Regions from separate parts of the Mus musculus genome. Here regions 1, 2, 4 and 5 are each linked to region 3. A link is a loop called in an ENCODE intact Hi-C map of the cell type or tissue named here. Cell type or tissue: heart. All regions are shown on one strand.

Region 1 (5,000 bases), 180 kb before region 3:
ATCATCATGAAAGAGGCAGGCAAATGATTATTGATTATTCCTGTTTTGTTTTCCCTTTTGGTTATGAGGTCTGCTCATGTCTGTATTACTTGCATATTTGTCTTTTTCATGTTACCCTTTCACTTTAGATAAATAATTTAGGATATATTTCAGTCTAGTAATTTTTAATTAGCATTTGGAACTTCTCCCTAAAATTTAAAAAGTAAAATATCATTCAGCAAAGACCGATGAGTTATCACACTTGATCCCTCGGGTGTTTCATCTGAGGAGCTTGGTGTCCTGAAGTGCCTTCCTGACTGCTGGGTCTTCATCTTAGTGCTTCTGCCCTGAGACCCAGACTGGCTCCTCAGGACGACAGGCACAGCTTCCTTCACTCCTTAGATCTCATCGGGGACCCAGGTTTGGCCTGATTGCTAGTGTGGCTCCCATGTAGAAGTTGTTCCCATTTGGTGCCATGTACTTGGCTGTGTGCCAGGCTTGGCAGTGAGCAAGGTTCTTGCTTCAGAGCTCATACTGTATAGCAGTGGGTCTTAACCTGTGGGTCTCATACATGCAGATATCCTGCATATCAGATATTACATTACGATTCATAACAGTAGCAAAATTACAGTGTTATGGTTGGAGGTCACCACAACACGAGCAAGTGTATTACAAGCTCTCAGCATTAGAAAGGCTGAGAGCCCCTCTGCTTTTTAGGATGATTCAGATTCTGGGTGGAGGAAATTAGTTTCTTCCACTAAATCGGTTTAGTGGAAAGAGCTGTGCAGAGCAAAGAAAAAGGAAAGGAAGTCTAGAGGTGTGGGCACATCAGAATGATGCTTCCAGAGACACGGGTAAGGGGGTGAAAGATTGTAGAGCAAAGCCTCCAAGGAGCTGTGAAATGAGTCCCTGGGCAGAATGGTTAGCAGCTGCATAGGCTGAAGGCAGGAGTGTGGGTTGGGTTAGGGTTAGGAACCAGCAAGGAGGCCAGTAGGGCTAGCAGCAAGAAGGAGGTAGGCGTGGGGGATAGACATTACTAAATGCCACTAGGAGAGCTGGTGACAGTGGAAAGAAAGCTTTGTGTGCTTTTAGCACACTGTGGTAGCATCCCAAGCTTATAGAAGGCTCTCTAGCTGCCGAGCTCACTGCAGGCTGTGCTGTGATATGGCTTGAAGCAGGAAGAGTAACTGAAGCTGCTTGCTGTTATGATGGAGTTAGCTGGAACAGGAGAATATGGCTGTGAGCAGAATTAGAGGGCTGTGAGGAATGGCTTGACTGTTTTGAAGGTGTCACCAAAAGGAGGTACTAGAAAGTCAGGGTTGGGTGAGAAAATGGAGGGTATGTTTAACCCAGAGTTGGACAGTTAAACTCCGGTGGGGAGGCTAGTAGGTAGAACTGTTTTACATCAGCTTAACGTCTGAGATGTCTGTGTGTAAATGGATCTTATAGGAATCCTACCTAAGGGTATGACAAGTGTGTGTGTGGGGGGGTGGTCTACAGTGGAGATAGAAACTTGAGAGCTTTGAGGGTACTTTGGGTCTTGACAAAGCTGAGGAGCCGACCAAGGCATGAGAAACATAGGCACCAAGCAGGGCTTTCTGGCCTGTAGGAACTAATACCCTTTTTGTTATCCTCAACGTCAGCCTAACCTCTCCACGACTGGTGATAAGAGCCAACCCCATAGCCTTTCTGGACATTCGCATAATGTTATCTTTGTACAGGCCAAAGCTGTCTTGAAATTCATTGAGGGGATCTCGGAGAAGACTCTAAGGAGTACTGTAGCCCTCACCGCTGCCCGAGGAAGGGGCAAGTCTGCGGCCCTGGGCCTGGCTATCGCTGGAGCAGTGGCATTCGGGTAAGGGTTCCACATGGGAGTGTGCAGGATTTGAGTCAGGCACCTGGTGGAGTTGTCTCTGGTTCCTCATCAGGGCTGTCCACCATGTAACTTCTGTCAGGATCATGGGTATTTGTCTGGAAGCTGCAGCACTGCTCCCCTGGGCCACTAGGAGGCACTGTAGGCAGTACCAGAGCTCTTTTGTTTGCTTCTTAAGTTGAACAGACACAAATGCAAAGAAAACCTCTCATCGTGAGAGTGTCTGACTAGCTTTGGTGATTGCACAAATACAGGTGAAATACATTATGACCTTGGTTGGTGATGGGTCTTATTTGTTTTCAGTAAGGTATTATTTTCTGGCCTGTGTGTGCTTTGCCAACTCAGATGATGGACCTACAACTTTGTCCTCCCTGTGCCGTCTTCCCTGGTGATGCTTACAGAGTCTGTGGGCACTTTGTATGTGGATGAACCAAGGCCCAGGGGATTACCCAAGATCCTCCTGCAGGTTGCTGCTGGCAGAGATTTGGCCTTGGCCCCAGCACCACATAGCTCCATGACTTCATAATTTGGAAACCTCAGCCTAGCTAGTGATGAGTGTGAGGCTGCCCTTCCTGTCAGGATACTGGCTTGGCAGCTGTGTGTGGGTTCTGCATGTGGACAGCTATTCTTGTAGTATGCCTTGACACTGATGAAGTAGCCCTGGGTCAGGGCTTGCTACTAGCACACCGATAACCCATTTGTCTCAGTTTTGCAGAGGTGTGTACTCAGGTCTTGGTTGCTTTTCTCCTCTCCCAAAAAGTGTTCCTCCCTTACCCTGCTGTTGTCTCTGGTTATCATTTGTGTTGACAGAAGCAGCCAAAAATGATTCCTTAATTTTATTTGCTTCTTTAGAATGTTCTAAGTCTCTTAATTTCTAAACCACCTCCCCCATTTTTCTTTTGTTCTGCAGGTATTCCAATATTTTTGTTACCTCCCCAAGCCCGGATAACCTCCACACGCTGTTTGAATTTGTATTTAAAGGATTTGATGCTCTGCAGTATCAGGTAAGAAAGTCGTGTAGACTGTGTGCTTTAGTGCTAGAGTTCTGCCCAGTGGTCTGTGGAATGCTTGCTTTCTCAGTAGTGACTCTGAAACTTGTCATGGGTTTGACTCTTTCTTCACCAGGAGCATCTGGATTATGAGATTGTACAGTCGCTGAACCCCGAGTTTAATAAAGCGGTGATCAGGGTCAATGTGTTCCGAGAGCACAGACAGACTATTCAGGTGAGGCTCATCTCAGACCTGCTCTGCAGGCCAGCCAGGATCGCGCTGTGTGGACCTAGCTGTGTGGGGTTTGCCCATTTGTGTGATTGGTTTGCCCTGCCCAGCAGTGGTGTGTGAGAATGGTGGTGTGTTGCAGATTATCAGCACCAAGTGAGGATGGCATTCAGGTCAACTGTGGGGGAAGTGATGTCACTGGATTGAAAAGTTAAGTTTGTCTCTGACTGTGAAAGGAGTGGGATTGAGAGTGTGCCCAAGAGTGGGAAAGGTGGCTCTCATCAGTTGACGTTTGCTGAGTTACTGTGGGTTTTGAGACCTACATCTGCAGCTGGAACAATCACATCACCATTTCAAAGGAAAAGAGCTTTGCAGAATGTGCTGGGGCTCGTTGTGTTTTGCTGATGTCCTATTTCTCTTTTAAACAACATTTCCTGGAAAGCTCCACAGATCTCTGTAAGCCCAGTTTCTGAAGGCCTCAGTGTTGCTCAGTCTCTGTGAGGCTCATGCGACAGGATTGCAGAGGCACAAGGCTCACTGGCTCTTGCTGGACAGATTCATTGATTGCTTTTGACATTAGATTGGAATGGGAAGTGAGCGAGCCTAGTAAACTTGGCAGTTTATGATCCTTGAATCTTATGCCTGCAGTGGCACTGGGTGGCTCTGTCACGGCATACGAAGGCAGATGGTGACACCACCACTGTTTATGCCTTTCGCCTTTACCCTGGAGTCTCTGTTAGTTTTATTAGATACCCTCCCCCCCCCTTTAAAAATTCTGTGTGTGGGTATTTGACTGCATGTGTGTCTTTGTACCACATACATGTCTGTTGCCCTTTAAGAGCAGAAGAAGGCACGGGATCCCTGGAACTGGAGTTAGAAATAGTTGTGAGCCACCAGTGTGGATGCTCGAAGTGAACCTGGGTCCCATGGAGGAACAGTCAGTGCTCCTTACTGCTGAGCCATCTCTGAAGCCCCTGGGTCTTTTTCTAGTCTCCTCCTTCTGCCCTTTCAGCTCACTGCTGCCTGATTCTCTCAGCTGGGGACAGGGGGGACTGCAGCTAGTGTGGGGTGGGTCTTGGGGCTAGGGCAGGGTATTGGCTCTGAGAAAGTGTGTCCTTCTAGCCTGGAAATTGAGAAGAGTATTGAGTTAAAGCCAGCCTGCTTCCTGGTGGCTGCTTTCTGTAATTTTTTGAAATGCTTATTTAGTTAAGAATCAAGTTGTGGGGTCCCATGAAAGATTTGTGACCAGAAGCAAGTAAGGCAGATCTCCCCCCCCTCCCCCCCGCCCCGTCACCTCCAGATCAGCCCAGTCTTGCTTGCTTTCTTACTAACGCTTCAGACCCGTAGAAAAGCCCCGAGACCAGACTGTGCGTGGCCAGTGTTCCCGCTGGAACCAGCAGTACTGAGGCTGTGCTCTGGCTGTGTTTGTGCCTATGAGCAGGCATGCCATACTGCCCTCCAGCTGCCCGCCTTTCCAGTCTGCATCTGCTTGCCACATCTCTAGACTGAGGCTTGCAGGTCAGGTTGATGTACTTTCAAGTGTCAAATGAGGTGCTACAATTTGTGTTTGTTTTCTAGGACAAGTATAGAATTGCTGAGCTTTAGACCTAGCTGTGTAGCTGTCTAGTTTCCTGGGATTTCCCCAAATTCTCCTTTACAAAATTTGCTACCTTCATATCACTTTTTGGTTTGGGTTTTTAAGTCTCATTCATGCTGGGTACAGTGCAGTAAACTCCTGAGTTTTAGTTTTGTCTTCCAGTTCACTGTCCTCCTGTCTCAGCTCCCTAAGTGTACTGATTACAGGTATGAACCATCACAGCTGTTTTTGTTGCTGCTGTTTGGTTTGGTTTGAGCCAGTCTCCCTGAGTAACCCAGACTGGCCTTAGTTTAATTCACTGTGTAGCCCCAGGCCAGTGTCCGATCCTCCTGC
Region 2 (5,000 bases), 150 kb before region 3:
CCAGCACACGGCTTTCTGGAGGCACACGCTGCCTCACTGCAGACCTGTCCCGACACTGAGGCTGGGTCAGCAGGACCTCTCCTGCTCCTCCCTTCTATGTCTGCCTGCGGCAGGTCTGCTGTCCTCAGCGTCCCAGGAAAGGCTTAGGTAGGCTGCAACATCTGAGCCCCAGATGCCTTTTGGTTGCCTCTTCATTTGGGAGAGACTATCGAGAAAGACTCTTACTACAAAAATGAGGGGAGAGAGAATATTTTTAATAAATGATGTCTTGGAAGGACCATTTGCCTGCAGTGCCTATAAAATCGGTTATAACAAAGTAATGTGGCTTTACCTTGGGGGATCACAAGTAGTAGTGAAGGCACCCACATCCCCCAGCCATGAGGAACAGTGGGTGAAAAAGAGCAGGTGCTGCTTAGACCAGTGCCTGACTTACAACAGTGGACCCAGTCTGCATTTCCATTGCTCTCCAGGTCTAACCACAGGTGCTGCTCAGTGATAGTGGCTCCAGGATGATGGAATGACGCGGGCCTGGCCATATTCTAGAATAAGCCCGAGCTGGCCAGACTCACGTGGGTTACACAGCCTGTGCTTTGCAGTTGGAGGTGCTCACAAAGTAATAACTGTCTTTGGGCTTCTCAACCTGACCAGGATGGCCACTGTGTGCAGTCAAGGTCCTTTTCAAACCATGTCCTCCTGCACAGGTCTCAGTGTGTTGTCTCTCCTTCAAACCTGAAAGGGCATGCCTCCTTCAGACCTCACCATCTGGCCCCCAGATGGTGAGGCTCTTCTGTCTCAGGAGAAGTCACATTCAAAGTGAAGTCAGATGGGCCAGCTCTGCATAGGTTACCAGGATGGGGAACAAAGGGGGTTCCTTCATGGTCTCCTCACCCCTAAGCTATAAGGGGCTAGTGTCAACCTGTTCTCACTGCTCATCTGGTCTTGACAATCCCAGAGGATGCTGGAGTGACCAACTGCGTGTGTGCACCGAGGCTGGGAGAAGGGGGCACGATCTCTGGGAACTTTCTGGTTTGCCAATCCTTTGTCTACATAGGGGACTCTTATGAAGAAAGGAACTCTTGTTTAGTGTAGAGAGCACAGCATCAGGAGAGACTGGAAGGAACCAGGGAAGGCCAGAAGCCTTAGTGCCTAGTGTTTACCTTGGTGGCCCTGGACTAACCCTGGTGGCTTCCAAGTTGCTACAGGGGTCTCAGACCCTAGCCCTGATGTATAACTGCCTTGTCTGCTGTCCTTGGGTTCATTGCTAATACATCCAGCCTTTGTGACCCAAGGACTCCTATAAGAAGTCAACTTTGAGCAAAATCTTTCTGGCATATGCAATAGTGTCTGGGTTTGGTGGCTGATTATGGGATGGATCCCCGGTGGGGTAGTCTCTAGATGGTCCATCCTTTCGTCTTAGCTCCAAGCTTTGTCTCTGTAACTCCTTCCATGGGTATTTTGTTCCCTATTCTAAGGAGGAATGAAGTATCCACACGTTGGTCTTCCAGAGCTCGTGTCTCTAGCTGCATATGTATCAGAAGATGGCCTAGTCGGCCATCATTGGGAAGAGAGGCCCCTAGGTCTTGCGAACTTTATATGCCCCAGTACAGGGGAAACACCAGGGCCAAGAAGTGGGAGTGAGTGGGTGGGTGGGGGCGGGGGAGGGTATAGGGAGCTTTTTTGAAATGTAAATAAAGACAATACTAATTAAAAAAAAAAGTCAACTTTGTTCTTGTCTAGCTGCTAGTAGCAACAGCCTGACAGCTTAGAAGTGGCTCGCATGATCTTGAGTTGCTGCCCTGGGCTAACTGATCAAACACCCCTGTTGCTATAAGTGTTAGGTCCTAGGAAAAGTTAGCTTTCCCCCCACAGAAGTGTGTGTGTGTGTGTGTGTGTGTGTGTGTGTGTGTGTGTGTTTGTGAGAGTGTGTGTGTGTGTGTGTGTGTGTGTGTGTGTGTGTGTGCGTGTGTGCGCGCACGCGCAGGCCAGAGGACACCGGGTCTCCTGCTCCTGTCATTCTCCACTTTATTCCCTTGAGAGAGGGTCTCTTACTGAACTGGAGCCAGGCTGGCAGCCAGCAAGCCCCACAGTGACCCTGACTCTGGCCCCCACAGTCCTGGCTGGGGCTGCATGTGCTTACACCGAGTTTTTCACATAAGTACCCTTATATGTTTTAAAAAATTTTAAAAATGATTAAATATTTGTTTAAAAGTACCTGTTTAATATGAGCCTAGGGGGCTAACTCCTCATCTAATCCTAACACCTGCGGAGGAACAGGTTGGAGCCAGTTGTAAACTGACTTGCCTTTTCAGCTAGGAACAGCTCTGCTGGAGGTGGAGTGGTCAGACACAAACCCTTAAAGGGCAGACACTCTCTGCTGCTTCACATGGTGGTACTGAGGACTGCATCTCCTTCCTGTGGCCCCCAGAGGGCACTGTGGGGCGTGAAAGACAGGGCCTCAGTGGAAGAGAATATGCACAGGATGTCCTCACTGCTGAGTCCAGAGCCCCAGAGTGAAGTTCAAGCCATTCTGCCGGCCCTCTACCCAAAAAGAGCTAGGAAACGGGCCTCTCTGGTTTCTGGAGTCTCTACATTCTTTTCCAGGATGCTACTTAAATGGTAGCCACTCCCACTGATCTTAACAAGAACTAGGGGTAGGAGGGTGGTATATTTACCAGATTCCTAGCCCAGGCTGCCCTTCAGTGCCTGCTCCTGCATCTCCCTGGTGCTTCTCGGCAGGCCACGCAGTGTAGAGCTGGCACAGGTGTGTAAACCTCAGGACCTTCCTCATCTCAGCCTGACGGAGGGGCCTGGGCCATAAGGCCAGAGAAAGCCATAGGTGGGCCTCCTCCCCACTGAGAGTCCTGCTCTGTCTAGCCCATTGGCACATCAAATTTTCATGCGCCTCATTTCCCAGGTGAAGAAATTGGCCAATCTGAGGACAGAGTCAGAGTGATACCAGACAGGTGAGTGGCAAGGTATATGGTAGCTCTGCTGTGGGGTTTTCCTGCCCAGTGGGACAGACTCAGCTCTGGGTTCTCCATGGTCCAGCGGGGCTCTTCTGCAACTCTGAACTCCTAGGCAATCTTCTTTTACCAGGAGCAGATGCCAATGCCAATGTTAATGAGTGTTTATTGTTGATAAAACCATAGCACATTTACAGTAAGTAACAACATTAAGGTATAGTTACAGTATTATACAATATTACAGCAATAAAATACCATTCATTCCTTTGTACATCCCGCACAAGCAGCAAGTTGAAAATATCTTTCCAGGATTGCAAGCCCTGGGGGCTTCTGATGAATAAATAGTTTCTAAGGTAGCTGTTCTTGATGCTGTCCCAGCATCTGTCCACAAACAGGCCAGAGGATGGGGAGCCAAGACTGAGGACAGGATGGGAGGGGACATAGCTTCTCTTCCACCGAGGCCTTGTCCTTCATGCCCCAGAGTCACAGATCCCAGGTGACAAGTGTGCTCTTGCACCCCTGTCCTAACTGGAAGGCACTCTGCTGCCTCAGCCTGCAGACACATTAGAGCTAGGCCCGACCTAGAACCAACCTCTTCACTTTGGCTGCCAGTTGTAGCAGCAAGAGCGGAAGTCCTTGAGTTCCTGTACTGTAGCCCATCATCAGCTCGGAAGCTCTGAGCTCAGACTCCTAACATAGTAGTCTCGTGGGGCAGGCGACTAGAGGTCCAGTCTTCACAGACAGGGGCCACCTCACCAGCCCTTTCAAAGGCACAGCTTGGAGGACAGGATTTGGAAACCCTTTCTTCTCTGTTTAGGAAAACAAAGCATACCAGCTACTGCATCCAGTGGCCTGGGGCTCAGGATCCATTTTCTACATTCATAAGAATGCCCATGCCCCTAACAGTCCAGCCAGGATGGCGAGAGCTGGAGCTGAGGTGAGCTTGCTGCTGAGCCACTGGAGGGGAGAGGGCACAGGGTGGCCCTCAAGGTGCAACTATGTTACACCCCCTTGCCAGTTACTGGTTGAGCAACAGTGAAGTGGACTCTGTTCACCCAAGGGTCGGTCAACACCACAGATGATTGGTTATCTAGGGGAAGAGCAGGAAGTACCCCTAAAGCCTACAAGCCTCCTTCCACTGGGGGTGTCACTGGTGGTTTCTGGCCTTAACAGACCTTTGCACGCCCTCAGATAACAGTCCCCCTCCATCCTGCCTCACACCCGGGAGGTGACGTAGACAGAATGCACTCGCTCTGCTAGGGTGCTCTGCAGATCCTGCAGTGGGTCCAGGCCCTGGACTTTGCTGCTTCGGCCATAGATGAGCTGCCGGAAGGCATCCTGCTCTAGCAGGGCCTTCATGTGCTTGAGGAAGAAGCCTTCACAGAAGAGGGCCAGCTCCGGGGCGTTGTGGATCTGCAGGTAGAGAGGGAAGTGAGGCCCGTGGCCTTCCTATAGCCTTCTCCATCCCCAAACCTGCCCTAACCGACTCACCCACTCACAATAGGGCTCAGCTTAAACCTGGGGAGATGTCCCGGTCTGTCTCTTGAAGCCACCTCCCCTGTGTGAGTACCTCCTGGGAGTACCTGGTTCAAGTCTCAGTTGTGTCACCAAGAACACTAATGAGTCCCTGGCCCCTTCCCTTCCCCTCCCCTATGTTACATGATAGCTATTGAACAGCTCTTTTCCTAAGGGCAGTGACTACACACGGCCCAGCACAAGGCTCACGAGCATCATGGGCGATGCTCCAAAGCCATGCTAATGCAGAAAGTATCAAGCATTCACTTCCAGTCTGTCTCTGAGCAGGGCATGGAGGTCCCTCTCAGACTCTCCTGGAGCTAACATGCAGGAGGATAAAACCTGAGAAATTAATGAGACCAGCCAGGTGACTACAGGTGGACAGTAAAAGCTGGGAATGCCTGAGGCCTGGGGACATGATCTGATGAAGACATGGGACTGGTTGGTCCTGGGAAGTGCTTTACAGAAAGGGGGAGGGTTGTCCCAGGAGAGTGGGATGCTGTGAGTCTTGTCAAGCTTGCT
Region 3 (5,000 bases):
TAAAGGTTACAAGGCCACAGGTGAAGACCCCCACAGGACAACATAAGAAGGAAGGTGAGTCCCTTGTCCTTCTGGTGTTCAGCTACCCAGAAGCACCAGGAAACTTCTCCTCTTGAAGTTTGTTTTTTTGTTTATGAAGACTTTATTATACATGCATGATTGATTAGAATCTTGGCCATTGATTGATCATCAATTTAACCTTCTGTCTTGCCTCACCCCTCTTGTGGGAGGCTGGGGATAGAAGTCAGAAGGTACTAACCCTTTAAAGACTGCTTTATTCTTTCTGGTGACTAATCCCCACCCTGAAACTACCTACAGGTAGCAAGCTCTTACTTAGTCATTGCCATACAAGAATATATTTTCATTTTGGAGATTCCAGGAATTTTAGGGGTTGTATGCAGAAAATGGGGACAGAAACCTAAACACACAGTTCACAGTTTCACACTGCCAATAGACACTGGCTAGTTTATAAAAGTGGTCATCATATACAGAGTGCTAAGTACAGTGACTATTACTGGTATTCTACATTTTATCGTTCTAAATTTTGCTATCCAGAGTATGTTAAGCCACATTGTTCTAAAGTTTAGCTACCATGAGTATGTTAAGCCACGTCTAATTTGACTTTTCTCCCTTTCCAGGATCCACCTGGTCTCCTCCATTACCTGCTTATTTGCCACTGAAAGCTGCACACAAAGTGACCCTTCCAATTGGACCATAAGGTTGGTCCATCTTAAATAATACATGGTGGCCACCCCTGAAGCTGGTGTCAGATAAGCAGTCTGCTGTTGAATGCATGTCGTGCTCTAAACTGCCATAGCAAACGGCAAGTGCTTTGTTTTCACCCTTGGCTCTGAAGCCTTGCAATGCCTTCAGTTGGGGTGCAGCTACCCAGTGCTTAGTTTTCTAGACTCCGCGCCGTGCAGCTGCCCATCCCCCACACTCCATTCCCATAATGCGGTTTACTGAGCCTGTCATCTTTCCTTTCAGGAAAGCCTAAAAGGTTGTGCATTTAATTTAACATGAGGTTTTAATCAAATGCTTACTTGGCTAATGACAGCTGGAAAATTCAGCCCCAGAAGCCAGCGTGTGGCTCTTTCTGGGAAGCAGACTCAAGAGTCTCTGGTTTCCCTCACCTCTGGGCACATAGTATTAAGAGCTGGGAGCTCTCCCTCCACCTCCTGTCAAGAGGCCTGACTATGAGCACCATTAAGCCCAGGGTGCAGCACCAGAAACTGGGCTCTCCATTCTAATCTACCCATCCCATTTATCCAAGGCTCAGGTGTTGAGAGTACAGACCCCTGGGCTGCTTGCTGCCACAGTGCTGAGACAACACCAGAAGAACCACAATCTACCTATGGTGAGGTGAAAATAGACTCCTAGAGATCCAACTAACAGGGAAAACCGTAGCAGGGCAGCAAGACTCACTTTAGAGGGTTCAGGAGTAGTTTGGTCCACGCACCCATTCTCACTCAATTAGTGTACAGTCAACAGAACACTAACCACAACTTTATCCTCAAAAGTTAGACACCTAAAACAACCTTTGACAAGATTTCCACTTAAGAATTCTCCCAGAATTCCGGTGGTTCACTTCACAGCTTGCTCCTAAGAAAATCCACTCCTGGGGTGGCCCACCCAGCCTGTAGGTCAAGGTTCCCTTCACCCACACCCCCCTCGTGCTTACCATTGGCGTTCTTGCCACAGATGAGATGCTCATAGGGTTGCAGGACTCCCCAGAGCTCGGCGTCGTTGTTGATGACCATCTCCAAGGCCTCAGCGGATACCTCTCCACCTCCTGCCCCTCCGCCATCTGGGCTCTGGCTCGCCAGCACCCTGGCCCGGATCTCCTCCACCAGGTTCTCCATGCAAGCCGTTAGCGAGATGGCCGCGTACTCATGGATGCGCACGGAGATGCGAGTGTCCACCATCCAACGGAAGAAGCGGCCCACGGAGAAAGTGAGGCCGCAGCGCGCCGACTTGCCGCGGCGCAGCCCATCCCCAGCGCTCATGCTGTAGAGGGACAACGCCTTGACCGCTGCCAGTGCGCAGCTCTCGGCCAGCGCCCAGCTGTGCACCAGGCGCACCGCACTCTGCACCTCGAAGCGGGTGCACTTAGCGTGCAGCACGCTAAGGCGCTGCGCCTCCCGGGCCACGCGGATGAGCGCCCGGCGGAGGAGTCCGGCCAAGCGTCTCACAGCCTCGGCGGAGAACGAGGGCAGCCTCCGGCCGCCGACGCTTTTGCGGAGCACCCGGGCCACGTCTCCCTCGGTCCAAGGGAACTCCTCCAGCTCCGGGAGCCGCGGGCAGCGGGAGAAGAGGTCGGCCACTTCGGGATCCTCGGGCAGCACTGTGTTCACCGTGTCCCAGCTGTTGTGGCGGCTGTTCATGGAGCCGGAGTAGCACCACCAGGCCGCCCCGCGGTGCTGCTGCGCCGAAGAGTTGAGCGCCTGCGAGTTGGACTTGGAAGACGAAAGGCTGAGCGAGCGGCAGGAGTCGCCGGCCCCATACCCGGAGTCCAAGGTCAAGTCCTCCAGAGTCTTCAATGTGGAGCTGTATGTCCCGGCCATGGGGGAGCCTCCGCGCGCGGCCTCGCCGAGCGAGGGGCTCTCACTGTTCCATGCCCACTTGCCCCGGGGGAAGGGGGCGGAAACCAGCTCTAGGCTCTCGGAGGCGCCCTCCGTGCTCGCCGCGCCGCGCCTCGGGGCCGCAGCATCGCCCGCGCACAGGCCGCGGGAAGGTAGGCGAAGCTCTCAGCCGGCCGGAGCCCGACGCCGTCCGCGTTCAGTCGCGCCGCTGTCAGCGAACGGACTTCCCAGCCCTCCTCCTCTGAACTCGCGCCGCCAGCTCTCAGCTTCCCTTACAGAGCGTCCGGAGAGTCCATCACCACAGAAAGAATCCCGAGAAAACGGGGCGGCCACCGAAGAGCGAGGCGCCCGAGGTCCGTCTGGGACCAGCCGCTGAGAAAGCGCTCCACAAACTTCTACGGGGCGCGGGTTACAGACACAGATAGGTCCTCTGGAGCGGCCCGCATGCAAATACACCCGGGCGGTTCACCAATCATCAGCCACGCCGGGCAAGGGCTATGCCAATGGTTTCCGAGAGGGGCGGGAAATATGCAAATCACCGAGAATGGGGTGTAGCGGGTGGGTATGGCTGAGGGGGTTGGGTGGGGAGAACAAGCGAGCGAGCTGGCAAGGAGGTGGGGCGCAGAGACCCAGAAAGCCGGGGGAACCCGAAAACAGGCCCCAGCGCTGAGGATTAAAAGATAAACGAAAAGGAAAAGCCCCTATGTGCTGTCCCTTTCCCGCCTTCTATGCTTTAGACTTAGGCAGGCAGCTCCTTGTAAAGCTGTGAGCACCCAGCCCAGGGCAGTAGGAAAAGAAAACTGGGAGGAGACCCGACTCACCTTTCTTGTCGACTTTCTACCAAGCCCCTCCTCCTTCTCTTTTGAGAAATGAAAAGCTATTTATGTTTGGAGGGCAGGGGAGCACCTCTGCTTCTCTTCTCAGATCTATCTAGTTTTGTTTATATTGACTTTAGGCTCCAATCGAAACAGACTATCTTAAACTGGGACCTGAAAATAGCCCGGCACTCAGAGGCCTGTGATCACACCCCTGTATCCACTGTTACAGTCCACTGTTTTCCAAGGATTATCTAGGAGGTGGGAGTCCAAACCTAAAGAATGAACGGCTTTCCTCCTACCGGTGTACTATCAGGCGGATCCTTTTTGTCCAAGGTGGGAGGGAGTGCCTGCAAGGAACCAGATGAAAAACGAGGACCTGCGCTGAACACCTCGTGCATGCAGGTGTTCCCTTTTAAGGACTTGCTGGCATGATGTGCGGGTCCGCAGGTCTTCTTCCCCCTCGGGACTCGGTGCCTCCTGGGTACAGTGAATTGCTGTCCTTCCAGTAGCGCCCAGGTGCACCCCAAGCGGCTCGCTAGAGAGCTACTGATTGCATAGATCCACGCCCAGCTCTCGGAGGACCAGCTGCTCCTCCATAACTATTCACACGCACGTGCACAAGCGTGCACCAGCCCCCCTCCAGCAGGACTGCAAAATCAAAGCGCGGATTGTGCACAACGTTCGTCCCAAGTCCTCTTCGCCAGCTCCTGAATAGCTCCTTTGTGCTGTACTTTACAGTTCTGACCTTGGGCCGTGAGTTGGATACGAACTAGAAAAGTCTGGTTTGTCTCTTTCCTTAAATTAATGATCCCTTTCCCCATAAAGCGATTTTTTATTTGGCAGTTTTACTTAATTTTTTCCTTTCCTGGGGTACATGAGACGTTGCCTCCTGATGCCATAGAATTGGAAACAGAGTCAAGGACGGAAGTACTGTGCAAGGCATAAGTCATCAAATTAACAGAGTCACATTTTATAGAGGCGAAATTAGAAGTTAAATTAGAGGTTCAACTTGTCAGAAAACACGAAAAACCGTTTGATGGATTTAATACCCATTATGAGAAATATAATAAAGGAAATATCGTCCTCTAGTGGATATCCAGAGGAAGTAATTTTTTTTTTTCTTTGTTCATTTTCTTCAAAAGGCTGACTGGGAAGGTACATTAACTAAAAAGGTGATTTGGAGTGCTTCTTACACAAAATATGGGATATTTGTATTGGTGTATTTAAATCACATGATGACTTAAAATGTAAAGATAAACATGCCCAATTTGGATATAGATGTGGTTATTCATATCTGTAACCTCAGGACCGAGGAGATAAGCAGGAGGGCTGACTTGAAGCCAGCCTGGGTTTTGACAAAACCCCAAAAAGAGGATAAAAAGAGAAACACACCAAGAATGAAATCCCGGACTTTCATGGGTGTTAAACTGCCCCACAAGGGTCCTAGACAAATAACTGGATTTCTTTAAGAGATAGCAAGAAAATCGAGGGAAGAAAGAGCAGCTCTGTACATTAAACGATACTTAGAAGATACATCAACCATTCACAAGCTATAGAACATACTTAGGTTTTTAATTTAGAAGTTAATTTAAAGCATTGG
Region 4 (5,000 bases), 130 kb before region 3:
ATGGAAGATCCCACCAACTGCTCTACACGCAGGCACTGAGGAAAGGAAAGCAAGGTCCCTTTGGTGGCAGGGTATCTTGTCAAGATACCTCAGCTGTGATGTGGTAGACTAAAGCCTTCAACAGTGTGAACTGTAAGTGCCTGGGCTTCAACACTGCAGGCCCCGAGGAAGCGAACACCCACTGGGAAGAAGGCTCCCACAGAGGCCTTGCATCTGTGCCTGCATGCGACCGACACCAGCCTGAGGTTCTCCACTGTGCAGACACTCCTCGCTCTGTGGCTCCTCAGCCTGGCCTGGCCACACTCGCTGGCAGCTGCCTCACCCTCTTTCCTGTTCTGCTGCACCCAACCCCACCCTCCCTCAGGCTCAGTTTCAGCCCCACAAAGCACTCCTGGCCTCACGCTTCATCTGCTGCTCCAGTCTCTGGGCTGCACTGTCATGGCGTAAGACACGGGCCGTGACCCTCCATGGCAGCCTGGCTGTCCCCAGGCTTTTGGATAGGCTTCCAAACCACACAGTATCATTTGGGACATAGTAACTGATCAAACAGAGTCACCCAAACATTCCACAGCGGGTGTGCGCTGCAGTCTTCTGACTGTGCAGGCGCCTTCATAGTTTCTTCTGTAAATCAGGGTTCACCCCAGTATTTCCTGCCCTCTTCCCCTTCATTTTGCTTCTTGGTACTTCTCATCAATGTGCTCTTTCTTTGTTTTCTGTGTTTGCCCTCCTCCTCCTCTTCTTCTTCTTCCTCTTCCTCTTCCTCCTCCTCCTCTTTCTTTTGGTGCTGGAAACTGAACCAGGGGCCTTGCACATGTTAGGCAAATACTCTACCAATGAACTAGATGCTTAGCGTTCAGTTTTATTGTGACAGGAGCTCACTTTGTAGTCCAGACTGGCCCTGAATTCACTATGTAGCTGAAGCTGGCCTTGAACTCCTGATCCTCCTGCTACAGCTGCCGTGTGCTGTTGACTCCAGCTGCACTTGGCCTTAGGTGGTCGATAGGCTTAGGTGCTTGCTTCTTACTCTCGCTTTACCAGTGTCACCCCGAGTCCTGGTTTCTCTGGAGCTTGTGAGTGGCTGGCACACAGTCCCGTTCACATGCCAGTGATTATGTCCCACGGCTTGCTGCCGAGTCTACAGTCCAAGCCTTCACTGGATTCTTCCTCAGCCCGGCCTCATCTAGGATAGCTGCTGGCCTTCCAACCAGGGAAACAGAGCCCACACTACCATAGTTGTCCAGGAGGTTTGGGGGACCCAGACTGGCCACCTGTCAGGATCTTGAGGCCCAGAGCTGACTGAGCAAGCCCCAGTCAGGCTCAGGATACAGGGACTGTGACTGCTTCTCCCACCCTAGCATAGTTCTCTATGCCTGGCCTAGAAGAGTCCGCAGAAGGTACCTGGTCATCCATTGTGTTCACCCCATCCGGGCCCAGGGCCTCGATGGCCTGGCTGATGAGGTCTGTTCTCCCACAGTTGAGCATGCGGAAGCCCAGGTCCTGGTTGAAGCGTTCAGTAGCAGCTCGAGCATCCAGCCTCCGGAAGGAACTGAAGCAGCACTCGGGTCTGCACAGGAGAGACCAAGAGGTGTGTGAGTGTGACTGTGACACACAGCACAGTGGGTCTGGCTGAATTGTGAAGGGGTCAGCTATGGCTGGTCTTGCTCTGGTCTTGCCCTGGGGCAGTGATTCTCAACCTTCCTGATGCGGCCCTTTACAGACTCTCATGTTATGGTGACCCCAACCATAAAATTACTTTCACTGCTACTCCCTAAGTGTAATTTGGCTTACTGTTATGAGTCATAATGTAAACTCTTTGGAGATAGCAAAGTGGTTAGGTGGAGAACCTCTGCCATAGAAAGGACAAAGCTCGGCCTCCTACACATGGACTAATGCAGTGGACTGAGCGCTTGAGATCTGTCAACTGTTGGAACAAATTCTCTGACTCCCTTGAGGAGGAGAAAGCTGACCAGGGCTGGTGCCCGGGCCTGGGCCTTAGCATTTGGCCACTGCATAGTGCTTGCATAAGCAGGCTGACCTTCAGGTGGTGAAGTAGGCATTGCTGCCAATGCCTAGATTTTCCCTTTGTCTCTTCAGGTTGCCCAGTAAAACCCCAAATTATCAAGGACAAGGCAGGAAGAGAATCAGAATCCTATGAACAATCAACTCAACTAAGAACCATTATAGACAAAATCTGTACCTACACAGGGCACACCACAGCATCCTAAAAGCTCCTACCTGAATCTTTGAATTAGGTCAAAGTTTGTAAAATTCATGTCTATAGTATGGTTTGGGCACCGTCAGGAAACAGAAATTCAAGCAGCCCTCAGGCCAGGCCAGGCTAGGGCTGGCCAGCAGGAGCAGGCCCATGAACAGCTTCTGCAGCAGTCCTGTCTACAGGAGGGGTTACTGTGGGAAGGAACATGATGATCTTAAATTTAGGCACCTCTGCAGACAAGCTGCTGTTCCTCTCTGACCTGCAGTCTCTTCATTTGTTACAGGGCACTAGAGCCCTCTTTAAAGTTGTCATGATGGCTGAGATACAGGCACAAGGCAGAAGAGCTCAGCACAGGGTTTGATACAAGAAAACCACAGTGAATGAAAGAGCCTCCCCAGCCAGGACCCCAAACTCGCACTCCATGTGCACTCCAGCCCAAAGTCAAAGGTGTGTATGTGCTGGGTAGCACTACAGCAATTACAGACAAAGCCTAGAACAAACCTCTTCCCCCACTTGGCTATGGGGGATATGAACTTTTGAACGATACTTAATGTAACTCAGGTGCCCTACAGCCTTGCTCTGATGCCCACCCAGCCACTAGAAGAAGCAGATAGCAGAGAGGTGTTATAGGTGATGGGACAGAGAAGTTGTACCCCTCCCCACTTCTTTTGGGCTCCATACTTGAGTTGCCGGGGCTCACAGTCCAGGCCTGGCAGCAGTAGCCGGGCTGCCTGCCGGATATCGCCACTGTCCACAGTGGGGCTGCGACGGTGTTCTGCATAGGTGATTGCAACCCGCATCCACTCCATCAGCGGTGGCAGCAGCATGAAGGGCCTGTGGGGAAGCAGAGAGAGGTCAGGTCTGGGTGCAGTGTTCCCTGCACACAGAAGGGGGCCCCTTAGCACACAGTCTCAGAAAGTAGCCTTGCAAGACGCGCTGCTTTATCCATGAAAGGACAGTGCCAATACTACCTCTCTCCACCCAACCTCTCAGGCCTACTATAACAGCCCCTAGAACTCTATTCCAGCATGGCGTGTGTCCCATCATCCCGAATGGCCTAAGGCCAGGAACGATGCCTTTCTCATTTCTTAGCACAGGGCCTGACCCAACAGGTTTTCTGTTGAGAATTGGTTCTAATGCTTTGTCTTATTTCAGCTCCTAAAAGCCGTGCTTCTGGACCTGAGGGCCCCTGCCTCCAGCTGGCTTTGATTGATAGTAAAGAATTGCCACACAGCTAACGGCTGGGCATAAAGACTGAGGCGGGACTTTTAGATTGTGCAGGAAAGGGACCAAAGAGGAGAATCCTCATGACTTGGAGGGAGAGGGGTCAGATTTAAGAGCAGCAGAAGAAAACCATCCAGCAATGTAGTTGGAAAGGGAAAGTGACCTTATTGGGGGTTGGGGGACACTGCCCAGAAGGTAACAGGGCAGCAAAGATAAAACATAGATCTAGAAGATGTTAAGCCAGGAACACAGGAGGGAAGTGTATGCTAGTCGCAGGGAGGATTAGAAGTGCCCAGCTACAGAGCTAGTCAAGGCTTATCAAAGTCAGCTGGCATGTGTTCTTCCATTCATGAATCCAGAGGGCTCCTGGGCAGGTGCAGCATGCATGCAACCCACCGGAGTCAAAGCAGTTAACTAATTCACCGCTACAGTTTTCAATAAATGTTTGTTGACAGACTAAAACCATGAATTAGCACCTGTTACTTAGCATTAACAGATGCAGGTTTTTACACGGACCAAGTCATGTTTCTGCTGAGAAAAGAATGACATCAATCTATGACACCTGAAGCCAAGGGTGGTGGCATATATCTGTAAGCCCTGCACTTGAGAGATGAAGGCAGGAGTTCAAGGCCACCCTTGACTATAAATCGAGTTTGAGGCTAGCCTAGGCTACAGGAGTCTTGTCTCAAAAAATAATAATGATGATGATGTGTCTCGTTTTCAAGGGCATGGTGTTGATTCATATAGGAAGTGGGACTATTTGGGGAAACTTGTGTAATCTAGAAAGAAAAAAATGACCATTCATGAATTATCACTTTCTGCAAGATCCACCCTGATTATTATCCATTTGAAACCCCCTCAAATACCTGTAAAATTTCCGACTCTTACAAGGCTGGAGGGCAGTACAGAGGGACTTCCACAGATGTCCTTAGCCCTTAGCCCAAGAGAAGGTTTTGTTTAAATCATTACACTGAAAACTGGTTGTTCATGATTTTCTATTTGTACAGCAAAGAGCAGAGTGTGGCCATTAAACCGTGTGTGTGTGTGTGTGTGTGTGTGTGTCTCACTATGTAACCCAGGTGGCCTAACTTGTGTTTCTCTTGCCTCAGCCTCCTGAATTCTGGGACTGCAGGCATTGCCAAGCCCTGCTATGGTATGAAACCTCTAACTGGGCATTTCCCAGATCCTCTAAAGCAGCGACTCTCCATCTTCTTAACGCTGCCTCCCTTTAATACAGGTGACTCCCAACCATTAAGTTATTTTTGTTGCTACTTCATAACTGTGATTTTGCTACTGTTATGAATTGTAATATAAGTATTTTTGGAGATAGAGGGTTGCCAGAAGGTTGTGACCCACAGGAGGGGAACCGCTGCTCTAAGCTCCAAGGGGATGTTCGGGAAGCACACGTCCTTGTCGGGTGGTATCCTTACTCGTCCTCCTCCTCCCTTGGTGCCCCATCAGCTCACTGGGTAGAGAATGCAGTAGGGGTAGAGTTCTTCTCTCTTCGTAGAGCATGCTTGTATCTAGACTCTCTTTCCCTTGTGTGCTAGAGGCCGAGACA
Region 5 (5,000 bases), 230 kb before region 3:
TGCTCTACAGTTACAATGTACAATGAATCCGCCTGCCTGCATTGCTTCTGCTTCACTGTACTACAGTGGGCTGGCTCATTCCCACAGTCTGTTCCTTGGTCTCTCGGCTTCTGGTTTTATTTTAGCCTCTCATCTCTAGTACACATTTCTTGACAACTCTTTATACAGCAGTAAGGGTGGTTTTAAAAATTTACTTTTTGGCTTTCTGAGACTGGGTTTCTCTGTGTAATAGCCCTGGCTGTCCTGGAACTCTCTGGGTAGACCAGGCTGGCCTCAAACTCAGAGATCCACCTGCCTCCCCAGTGCTGGGATTAAAGGCCTGCACTGCCATGACAGTAAGAGTGATTTAAACCACATTTGATGAAATTAACATTCCCTATGTCACTCAGCAAATATCGAAGCCAGGCCCCTTTATGGCTTTCTTTTTTATTTTTGGTTTTTCGAGACAGGGTTTCTCTGTGCAGCCCTGGCTGTCCTGGAACTTACTCTGTAGACCAGGTTGGCCTTGAATTCAGAATATCTGCCTGCCTCTGCCTCCCAAGTGCTGGGATTAAAGGTGTGCGCCACCACTGCCCGGCTTATGGCTTTCTTTCTTACTCTTTCTAGCCACTGTGAAACACATTAAGGTTTTGCCATATTCTCCTATGTCACTCTTGTTCAGTCTGGAACTTACTAGGTAGACTAGGCTAGTCTAGTAGTCTTGAGCTTAAGAGGCCTGCCTGTCTCTGCCTCTCCAGTGCTTGGATTAAAGGCAGGAGCACTAACCAAGCTCCTCTCAGATCTTGCTCAATGGTGTTTCTTTTACTAGAAAGGTCCTCCTCTAAGCTCTCTTTGCTTCCTCCAGTCCTGGCTCAGAAGTACCCAGGAAGGTTTTCATTCCCCATCACCTTTTTTTCTTCCTTTGGTTTGTTATTTTTGTGCATACCTCCCAATACAAACACTGTGAAAAAAAAAAAGCTGTTTTGTTCACCATCTCTAGCACTGCAGATTTCCTAGCATGCCATAAGGTGCTCGATAAATACTTAAAAGCACAGATTACAGACTTTACAGTTAAGTGGAGTGAGTATCTCAAGGCCACGGGGTGCTGCTGTTTCTCCAGGCTCCCTCAGGATATACTGGTGCCAGCCAGTGTTAGTCATTTTAATTCTTTGATAGAACCCTCTTCTAAATTTCCTTTTCATGGATTTTAAATTATAAATTGGTCATTTACTGCTCTCATACATCATGTTGCTGAATTTTCCACGGATCATATTCCTTTTAGTACCTTTCTCTAGATCACTCATTTTTTCCTTTTACTCGTTATCCACCCTCTTTGACCACCCCCCCGCCCCCCAAATAATTCTCCTGGACAAAAAAGTGCCCCCCTCGCACCCCCTCCCGGCATCTTGCATAGTCTTTAAAGTTTTGGGTAAAATCTTAAACAAATCGGGTAAAGATAAGTAATTCCTGATAGGGCGTACTTATCTATCTCAGGGTAGGAGAAGACGGGTTTTTAACATGACTGGGGTAATTAAGGAGATCAAAAAGCCATGAAGGATGTTCATTCTCCATGCCTAGGTTATTGTATAATTATTATGTGGCAAGTTGCCTTTTCTCAGACCTTTTAGGGTGAGTTTGCATGCTCTCCATACAGAAGGAATTCTAGAAGCTGGGATTGCACCACCCACCCCACGCACCCCTTACTTGCAGAAACCTTTGCCCCTCCAACCCCCACTCCCACCAAATAAGGGCTCTACAAGGGGCAGTCCTCAGCTCCAGAGCCTGAGGCTTGACACCCATTGTCCCCGTTAGGATGTCAAGAGATTTCGCCTGAAGGACCCCAGCTTAGGTTTCACTCAAAACTCAAGGATCTGGGATAACGGTCTCCGTGAGGGTACTTTCCAGATATGCAAAGGGACAGGAACCTGGCGCCGAGGACACGGCCCGACGGGAGGCGCGGTCCGGTGACCTTTTTTCGACAGGCATTCCAGTCGGGCAGCCTCACCGGCTTGAAGGCCCTCGCTCCCTATTGCTCCCGCCCCCCCTCGTTGCAGAGCGCTGGCTGGCTAAGTCCCTCCCGCGCCGGCTCTTGTCCCACTAGGAGCAGCTCAGAGCCGCGGGGACAGGGCGAAGCGGCCTGCGCCCACGGAGCGCACGTCTCTGTTCTCAACGCAGCACCACCCTTGCCCCCCTCGGCTGCCCACTCCAGACGTCCAGCGGCTCCGCGCGCGCACGGTGAGCGCCATCCCGGATCAAAGGCGCCGAAGGGGAAGAAGGCCGCTGTACCTGGGTGTCCTTTTTACCTTCGGAGCGGTCCGAGCGGCTGGGAGGGCTCGCTCAGGGCCTCCCCACCCCCACCCCCAACCCGGTCACTCCAAGTGCCCTTCTCCACCCCTGGCCCTGACCTTTGTCCCTCTCGTTCTCGCAAGGCAACGGGTGCCACTTGCCCCGATGGGGACCGTTGCCCTGGCGGTTGACGGCGGCCGTGCCAGGCCCCGCCCCCGGCGCGAGCTTGGTGCCCCGGGGAGGGGGGAGGGGCGGGCGGCCCGGCGCCCCGCTGGCGGGTCGCGCGCGTGCCCGTGGGCCCCTTCCTGCCGGCGGCGCGCGCCGCCCCCTCCCCCCACCGCGCGCGCGCGTAGCCGCCTGCCCGCCCGCCCGCTGCGCGTTTTGTCCCGCGTCTCTCCCCGTCCGTCTCCTGACTTGCTGGTCTTGTCCTTCCCTCCCGCTTTTTTCCTCTCCTCTCTTCTCGGTCTAAAGATGCCCTCGGCCACCAGCCACAGCGGAAGCGGCAGCAAATCGTCGGGACCGCCGCCGCCGTCCGGTTCCTCCGGGAGTGAGGCGGCGGCCGGGGCAGCTGCGCCGGCTTCTCAGCATCCGGCAACCGGCACCGGCGCCGTCCAGACCGAGGCCATGAAGCAGATTCTCGGCGTAATCGACAAGAAACTTCGGAACCTGGAGAAGAAAAAGGTGCGAGGAGTTAGTGGAGAGGGAGGGCTCGTGGCTCCAGCCCTACACCGGTCCCGGCGGTGGATGGTGCTCCTTGCCCAGAAAACGGGCGCCTCGGGGAGGTGCCTGTCACCTGACCCCAACGCGGCGCTGCCTCTAGGCCTCGGTTACTCACATCAGGCTGAGCGGGGCCTTTCCGCCTGGTGACCGGTTGCTTGGGTGGTGGGCCCGTTGCTGGGTATGCTCCCAAACTGAGGCCTGACTTTTGAAGGAGGCCAAGGGGAAGAAACAGTGTGCCCGGCCCGATTGCTCGTGGAGTTGAGCGGTCCATGCCTTGTAACTGTGGCGTTTGCCTTTGGTACCTAGGCTGGGGGCTGGTGGAATGGCTCTCTTCCCAAGAAAAGATATGTGTCTAGACCTGAACTAGGGTTGCAGTCCCGTCAAGTCCTAGTTAAGCGGGCCTTTGCTTGGGTACCCCCGCCCCCTTCCGATGGGCTCCCTACGTTTCCCCCTTTGTTTCGATTGTCTGGGTGCTTGGAACCTCACGCCCAGCCTAGTCACGAGGTAGTTTTTAAATGAGTGTTTTTTGTTGTTGTTTTTTGCCATGACCTTTTCTTTTTAATTTATTATTTTTTACCGCTTCAGCATTCTAAAGGGTCAGGGAGATTTCCTTGATCTTTCGGAGGTGGATCTAGTTTAGACTGGAGACTGCCTCTGGGTCTCTGGGCACATGGAGTGTCTAACATGGCGGCGGCTGCGGGAGAGGGAAGCGCTGTACAGGAGCTGCATTGTGAGCACAAAGCGAAAGCAGAGGGGGAGGGCAGAGACCAGGCAGCAGCCCCGCCTAGCCCCCCCTCCCAAAAAGTCGAGCCACACCCACACTGTTTTGGCTTTAATATTTAGCCATTCTGGACCATACTGTTAGATTACTTAAACCGGCTTTTTTGTTTTATGCGTTTAGTGTAGGACCGTATACCAACACAGTTTAGAGGAAGAGTCTGGGTAGAAGTAAATTTCTACCCTGATTAAGAAAAGTAGTGGAAAGGGACAAACATGGGGTGGTAGAGTGAAAATGGAGGCAATTTACCTGGAACTGTTATTCTAACTTGCCCTTTTACATTAAGTATAATGTAACTTTTGATAACTTATGCCTGCCGGGGCATATTTTAAAATTTTGAAAAATTCCCATGAAGATGTTTAGTTAGTTGTTTAACTAGTTAGAGGAGATTAGTGAGATAGGATATTGGCTAAAAATCTGAGCTGTAGGAGGTAAGTTGGAAAAATCCAGGCTATTTACATCTTAATCTTGTGGTTTATCTGCTGATTTCCCATTTTTAGTAGTGAGTTTGAAACATTCACCTTTGTACTTTTTCTGTTTCAGTGTTGAAGAGTGGCCATATTACTAAAACTTCCCAGACTTTATTTGAAATTGTGAATATACATGAACAAGATATGAAACTTTAGCTATTTTGATAAGAAATTTTAATGTATTAAATTATTAAATAGTGAAAAGAGGAAATATTAAAATAGTGAAAGCACTGTAAGCTACATTCAAATATGGAATTTCATGCCAGCATTTCCTTTTTTTTTCTTTTTTTTCTTTTTGAGACAGGGTTTCTCTGTGTACCCCTGGCTGTCCTGGAACTCACTCTGAAGACCAGGCTGGCGCCTCTAACTCAGAAATCCTCCTGCCTCTGCCTCCCAAGTGCTGGGACTAAAGGCTTGCGCCACCACACCCTGCTAGCATTTTCTGATACTTGCGTGTGTTTGGTACCCTGTGTGAAATTGAGTTTAACTTGGGTATCTTTAAATTTTCCTAATGCAATAAAGCAGTGTTGTTAGGCTGTTGCTCCAAACGGTTTAATTTTTGGAATTTCTGGGAACTCAGTTTCTTGTAGAATAGGATCCGACATGAGCTTTAATGATTTGAGGTATCAATGTTAGTGGTTGCAAATTCTTCAAATATGTTTATTAAAGAGCAATGTTGAGTAGCAGTCATTATATTTGTGAGGTGACAGATTGAAGTGTTTAAGGGCATTTTAAAACAAGACACAGAAAATGAGGTTATCCCCATG

The links. Hi-C counts contacts between places; a loop is a spot of excess contacts. Peaks named below come from ENCODE experiments on the same cell type or tissue, not always from the same donor. Only the 100,000 strongest peaks of a DNase experiment are listed, where the experiment ranks them.
Region 1: it touches region 3 in a loop (6-fold over the local background); 13 of 42 quality-filtered maps call a loop at or near these places.
Region 2: it touches region 3 in a loop (7-fold over the local background); 38 of 42 quality-filtered maps call a loop at or near these places.
Region 4: a loop joins it to region 3, with 3 times the contacts of the local background. A loop is called at or near these places in 35 of 42 quality-filtered maps.
Region 5: it touches region 3 in a loop (4-fold over the local background); 2 of 42 quality-filtered maps call a loop at or near these places.

Annotation. Positions count from the first base shown.
Region 1 is chr2:103,741,120-103,746,119 of GRCm38, reverse strand. It overlaps Nat10 (N-acetyltransferase 10), which reads left to right. Exons shown (of 29, transcript NM_153126.3): 9 at 1,701-1,834; 10 at 2,763-2,856; 11 at 2,978-3,076. Among named protein-coding and RNA genes, the nearest start is that of Nat10, 18 kb to the left of the region's middle. In heart, a CTCF peak has its summit at 1,980 (motif pointing right); a DNase peak (open chromatin) is centred at 2,409.
Region 2 is chr2:103,716,536-103,721,535 of GRCm38, reverse strand. Abtb2 (ankyrin repeat and BTB (POZ) domain containing 2) reads right to left here. Exons shown (of 17, transcript NM_178890.3): 17 at 3,113-4,376. The coding sequence ends at 4,179. It overlaps Nat10 (N-acetyltransferase 10), which reads left to right. Exons shown (of 29, transcript NM_153126.3): 29 at 1-278. Among named protein-coding and RNA genes, the nearest start is that of Nat10, 42 kb to the left of the region's middle. In heart, a CTCF peak has its summit at 2,410 (motif pointing right); a DNase peak (open chromatin) is centred at 2,415.
Region 3 is chr2:103,564,291-103,569,290 of GRCm38, reverse strand. Abtb2 (ankyrin repeat and BTB (POZ) domain containing 2) reads right to left here and starts at 2,981. Exons shown (of 17, transcript NM_178890.3): 1 at 1,682-2,981. The coding sequence starts at 2,564. In heart, CTCF peaks have their summits at 2,398 and 3,084; DNase peaks (open chromatin) are centred at 1,860, 2,530, 3,050 and 3,760; H3K4me3 peaks cover 4,453 bases; H3K27ac peaks cover 3,352 bases.
Region 4 is chr2:103,698,820-103,703,819 of GRCm38, reverse strand. It overlaps Abtb2 (ankyrin repeat and BTB (POZ) domain containing 2), which reads right to left. Exons shown (of 17, transcript NM_178890.3): 4 at 2,897-3,049; 5 at 1,399-1,564. Among named protein-coding and RNA genes, the nearest start is that of Nat10, 60 kb to the left of the region's middle. In heart, a CTCF peak has its summit at 3,095; a DNase peak (open chromatin) is centred at 1,126.
Region 5 is chr2:103,794,677-103,799,676 of GRCm38, reverse strand. It overlaps Caprin1 (cell cycle associated protein 1), which reads left to right and starts at 2,037. Exons shown (of 19, transcript NM_016739.3): 1 at 2,037-2,214; 2 at 2,737-2,946. The coding sequence starts at 2,737. In heart, CTCF peaks have their summits at 2,195 and 2,396; DNase peaks (open chromatin) are centred at 2,036, 2,466, 3,196 and 3,706; H3K4me3 peaks cover 3,927 bases; H3K27ac peaks cover 3,431 bases.